Regions from separate parts of the Homo sapiens genome. Here region 1 is linked to region 2. A link is an interaction called in ENCODE POLR2A ChIA-PET data of the cell type or tissue named here. Cell type or tissue: PC-9. All regions are shown on one strand. Each heading gives the region's core, and the rest is flanking DNA. Links, peaks and the distances in the headings are about the cores only.

The links. Peaks named below come from ENCODE experiments on the same cell type or tissue, not always from the same donor. Only the 100,000 strongest peaks of a DNase experiment are listed, where the experiment ranks them.
Region 1: POLR2A ChIA-PET joins it to region 2 with 6 read pairs; 2 of 35 experiments call an interaction of 5 or more read pairs at or near these places.

The regions. Positions count from the first base shown.
Region 1 is chr3:140,527,945-140,530,771 of GRCh38, forward strand. All of the region lies in intron 8 of CLSTN2 (calsyntenin 2), which reads left to right. Among named protein-coding and RNA genes, the nearest start is that of CLSTN2-AS1, 21 kb to the left of the region's middle. In PC-9, for the core only: no CTCF peak of the experiment used is centred there; a DNase peak (open chromatin) is centred at 1,347; H3K4me3 peaks cover 439 bases; H3K27ac peaks cover 2,500 bases.
Region 2 is chr3:140,661,504-140,664,330 of GRCh38, forward strand. All of the region lies in intron 1 of LOC102724068 (a long non-coding RNA gene), which reads right to left. Among named protein-coding and RNA genes, the nearest start is that of TRIM42, 15 kb to the right of the region's middle. In PC-9, for the core only: no CTCF peak of the experiment used is centred there; no DNase peak of the experiment used is centred there.

The DNA of each region.
Region 1 (2,827 bases), core at 301-2,800, 130 kb before region 2:
TTGAAAAACCACCTATTGAGTATTATGCTTGGGTAGTACTTGTGTGATAGGATCATTTGTCCTCAGAGTCACACAATATACCCATGTAACAATCTGCATATGTACCCCTCAATCTAAAATAAAAGTTGAAATTATCTTGAAAAATAATGTCATTTCTTTCTCCTTAATTTTCTAATAGTGCCTAAGACAGAATTGGTCCTCCTATTTTATAGGGTTGTGGTGAAGATTAAATAGTATAAGGAGGAATAGGAAAAGCTGCTTCAATACTGAAAAGCATGTTCCAAGACTGATGGATTGTTTTTATGACTATCACCCGCTTCTCCCACCTAGAAGCCTCCAGATCTCCCATTGCCTACAGAATAAAAGCAATCCAAGTCCTCAGTTTCAGATCTCTCCTTGCAGCCTTATTGCACACTCTTCACCTTTTGCAAATGCAGCCTGACAACCCCAAACTCTGTCATCCTCATCTACCTCAACAGGGTTAACATGGCACCTTGCACAAATCTGTGCTGGATATGAATCCCGATCTGTTATAAGCCTTTTTGTCAATTCCATGGCTGGACTATAAGCTCCATAAAGGCGGGTGCTTTTTTGTTCACAAAGTAGGACGTGCATTTAGTAAATGTCTGTAGGAGTTAACGAATGAGTGAATGTGTATATCTTTATATGTCCCCAAACCTAGTGCCTCTGACAAAAAAAAGATGAATGAATAGAGGAATAAGAGGTTTCTGCTTCATTGCCTTAGAATTTATTACTTGCCATCTATTCCTAATGAAATATTAACAGTTCTTCAATATCCACCCTAAATTCCACCTTCTCCAAGGTGAGAAGAATCTCTCCATTCCCTGGGACCTCACAGTGCCTTGCACCTGGTCTACAACACTTATCTCAAGTTTCATTACATTTGAAGATTTTGTGTACTTGATACAGCCCCTCCATTAGATTGAAAATCTTGAAAGCAAAGGACCTATCTCATAACTTCTGTATCTCTTGCAGCACCTAGTAGACATAATAGTTGACAGATAGTAGTTGGTAGGTGAATGTATCTTATGTTGAATAGCTGCATTCAAAAACACCTGATTTCCTGAGGAAACCAAGGCAGAACTTCCAATTTGGCCACTTATATAACACTTGGATCAACCAGTCAGAAACTACACAGAGAACCTCTCACCTGATTTTCTCCTCCTCATCTCATGGGAGGCTTCCCTGGCCCCTGACTCACACTGAAATTCCAGCACACTCCTAACTCAGACCTCCTTTGGCGTTGTCCCTGCTACCCTTCCTGAACGTGTATCCCTGGGTCTCTGGTCTCTGAGTCACTTACCAGCTATGCTGCAGCTGCCTGCCGTGGGAGTACATCTGCAGGTGTCCAGAGATTCATGTGTCTTTGGACTAGGCAAGGCCTCAGGCATCATTCTGGGGGATGGTGTCAGACATTCTTGGAGCTTGGACATACTTGGTGCGGCTGGATACACCAGTGATTCATGAACAGTCGGGAATTGAAGTTCTTCTCTCCCCCAAGGAAAGGTCACTTTGCTGAATTTTCTTCTTTCTTGGTTGAACTATGCATTGACACATTTATTTTAGCTGCCTCCTGGCTTGATCATTTTTCAATTACAGTTTGTCCCTGCAGTTCTAGCAGAGGGTCAATGTAGGTCTCTTCCTGATCATAGATCCACATTTATAAAACCCTAATTAGGCATTTCCTTTAGCTGCTGTCACAGATTACTTGGTGGAAAAACTCTGCAGGCATAAGCTTTGTATGAGCTAAAAGATTGTTTAGACGCCCAATTAGGAGCTCACTGGGGCAGCTCCCAAGCATTCCTACCTTTGACTCTTGGCTGAGGCTGTTCTTCACACCAACAATGCTCTCCCTGTTGATGTTGGAGAATATAAATCTTGCCATCTTTTGTGACCCATATTAAAATGAGATAAAATGTGTCCCTTTTATAGTAACAGGATTTTTATTTATTTTTTATTACTCAGTGTGGCAAGGGTGCCATGCATAAGCTCTCTTAACCTCTGTGAGTAGGAGTATAAATAGGCGTAACCTTTGCAGAAAAAAACATTGATAATATGTATCAAGAGTCTTAAAAATACCTCCAGCCTTTGACCCAGTAATTCCATTTCCAGGAATCTTTCCTAAGGATATAATCAGAAATGCAAACAAATATTTATACACAAGAAATTCATTATAATACCATTTATAATAGCTGTTACATAATTAATATCTGGAAATAAGTATAGTATATAGCCATATTACACAGCTACTTAAAATGAAATTTTTAAAGGCATTTTAGTGCTGATGCTACATGAAATATGCAAACTCTCAAATTCTTATGCAGTGTGATCCAAATAGACCTTTCCCAGCTGTTGTTTCACGGATGTTTATAGGAATGCTATAAATAGAAAAGTTCTATTTTTCAGTAAGGTTGAAAAGTTATTATAGTTTGAGAATCACTGTTTTTATGCTGCGCATCATGGGGGCTGTTGTTCAATCTAGCATACTTTGGAAGAACTGGAGAAAAAACACCTAGGAAAAACATTGTAATGTTGAGAGGGGATGCTGCTACTGTTGAGTTATAGAATTACTTCTTCTTTGCAATTGTTTATGTTGTCCTACCAAAATGCTAAGTGTTGTAAATGAAATAATGCCAGAGGATTATTCTCCATCCAGCTTCAGCAGATGTGGATTGCTGTAGAGCCAGCTAAAGCACATGGATTCAACATGCCAGTCACACAGAGAGGATGGTCACCGTGAGGGCAGTGATGGAGGCCAGGATGGGGGAGCCCCCAAGTGCTGTCTGGTTGGTTCTTGGCACTCTAC
Region 2 (2,827 bases), core at 305-2,804:
TAGTGTGAGTGGAAATTAGTTCAACCATTGTGGAAGAGTGTGGGGATTTCCCAAGGACCTAGAAGCAGAAATACCATTTGACCTAGCAATTTTATTACTGGGTATATACCCAAAGGAATATAAATCATTCTTTAATAAGATACATGCATCCATATGTTCTTTGCAGCACTATTCACAATAGCAAAGACATAGAATTAACCTAAATGCCCACCAATGACAGACTGGATATAGAAAATGTGATACATATACACCATGGAATACTATACAGCCATAAAAAGAATGAGATCATGTCCTCTGTAGGGACATGGATGGAGCTGGAAGACATTATCCTCAGCAAACTAACTCAGGGACAGAAAACCAAATACTGCATGTTTTCATTTATAAGTGAGAGATGAATGATGAAAACACATCAACACAAGGGGTAACAACACAAACTGGGTCCTGTCAGGGATGGATATCCTCAGGAAGAATAGCTAATGGATGCTGGGCTTAATACCTAGGTGAGGGGATGATCTGTGTAGCAAACCACCATGGCACATGTTTACCTATGTAACAAACCCACACATCCCGCAAATGCACCCCTGAACTTAAAAGCTGAGGGGAAACAATTGGGTTATAAGATATTATTTGCAAGCATCATAGTAACTTCTAGTCAAAAGACATACAACAGATACACAGAAAATGTAAAGCAAGAAATTAAAACAGGCCATCAGAGAAAATCACCTTCACTAAAAAGAAGACAGGAAGAAAGAAGGAAGACAAGACCACAAAACATCCAGAAAACAGATAACAAAGTGGCAGAAGTAAGTTCCTACTTACCAATAAGAACATTGGCGGTAAATGGACTAAACTCTCCAATCAAAAGACAGAGTGCCTGAATGGAATCTTTTAAAAGCAAGACCTAACAATCTGTTGCCTAGAAGAAACACATTTTACATATAAAGACACACATAGACTAAAATATAAAGGGATGGAAAAAGATATTTCATGCCAATGGAAACCAAAACAGAAAAGGAATAGCTACACTTATATCAGAGAAAATAGATTTCAGGACAAAAACTGTAAAAAGTTACAAAGAAGGTTATAATATAATGATAAAGAGGTCAATTTAGAAAGATGATATAACAATTGTAACTATATATGCACCCAACACTAAAGCACCCAGACATAGAAACTGGGTATAGAAGGAACATACCTCAACATAGTAAAAGCCATATACAACAGACCTATAACTAGTATCATACTGAATAAGGAAAAACCAAAAGAATTTCTTTTAAGATCTAAAGCAAGACAAGGATGCCCACTTTCGCCTCTGTTATTCAACACAGCACTAAAAGTCTTAGCTGGAGCAATCAGACAAGAGAAAGAAATAAAGAGCATCCAAATTGAAAAGGAAGAAGTAAAACTATCCTTGTTTGTAGATGATATAATCTTATATTTGAAAAAACCTAAAGAGTCCACAAAAAAACTGTTAGATCTCATAAACAAATTTAGTAAAATTCTAGGATACAAAATCAATATATAAAAATCCGCAGCATTTCTATATGCCAACAGCGAACAATCTGAAAAAGAAATCAATAAAGTAATTCCATTTACAATAGCTATAAATGAAATTAAATACATAGGAAGTAACTTAACCAAAGAAGTAAAAGAGCTCTATAATGAAAACTACAAAACATTTATTGAAGAAAGTGAAGAGGAGACAAAAGATGGAAAGGTATTCCATATTCATGAACTGAAAGAGTCAATATATTGTTAAAATGTCCATACTTCCCAAAGCAATCTACAGATCTAATGCAACCCTTATCAAGATACCAATAACATTTTTCACAGAAATAGAAAAAGAATCATCCAAAAATTTATATGAAACCAAAAAAGACCCAGAATAGCCAAAGCTGTCCTGAGCAAAATGAACAAAACTAGAAAAATCATATTGCCTGATTTCAAATTGTAACACAGAGCTATAGTAACCAAAACAGTATGGTACTGACATAAAACAGAGACCAATGAAACAGAAAATAATCCACATACTTACAGTGAACTCACTTTCAAAAAAGGTGCCAAGAATGTACACTGGAGAAAAGACAGTCTTTTCAATAAATGGTGCCAGAAAACTGAATATCTTTATGCAGAAAAATGAAACTAGACCCCTATCTCTCGCCATATAGAAAAATCAAATTAAAATCAATTAGAGACTTAAATCTAAGACATCAAACTATGAAACTCCTACAAGACAACATTGGGGAAGCTCTCCAGGACATTGTTCTGGGCAAAAATTTCTTAAGGAATACCCCACAAGCAGAGGAAACCAAGGCAAAACTGAACAAATGGGATCACATCAAGTTATAAACCTTCTGCACACCAAAGGAAACAATTAACAAAGTGAAGAGATAACCCACAGAATAAGAGAGAATATTTGCAAATTATTTATCTGATAAGGGATTAATAACCAGAATATATAAGGAGCTCAAACAACATCTATAGGAAAACATCTAATACTGCTATTTAAAAATGGGCAAAAGGGGATCATGGCAGATGGGAGGCAAAACTAAACTGTAGCTCCACTCAGACGAACAGAGGAGCTTGTGGAGTCTCACATTATGAACTCTTACTCCAGAACCACCGCACAAGTAAGTCAGGAAAGCTGAGGGAACCCACATATCCACGGAAGAAAGCAGATTGCTCCTGCAGGACCCAGGAGACAGCCCAAATGCTATGCTGTTATCCATGGCTGAGAGACCCACAGACGGTTCACATCACAGGACTCTGTGCAGACAACCCCCAGTAGCAACCCGGAGCCTGGTAAACCTGCTGGGTGGCTAGATTT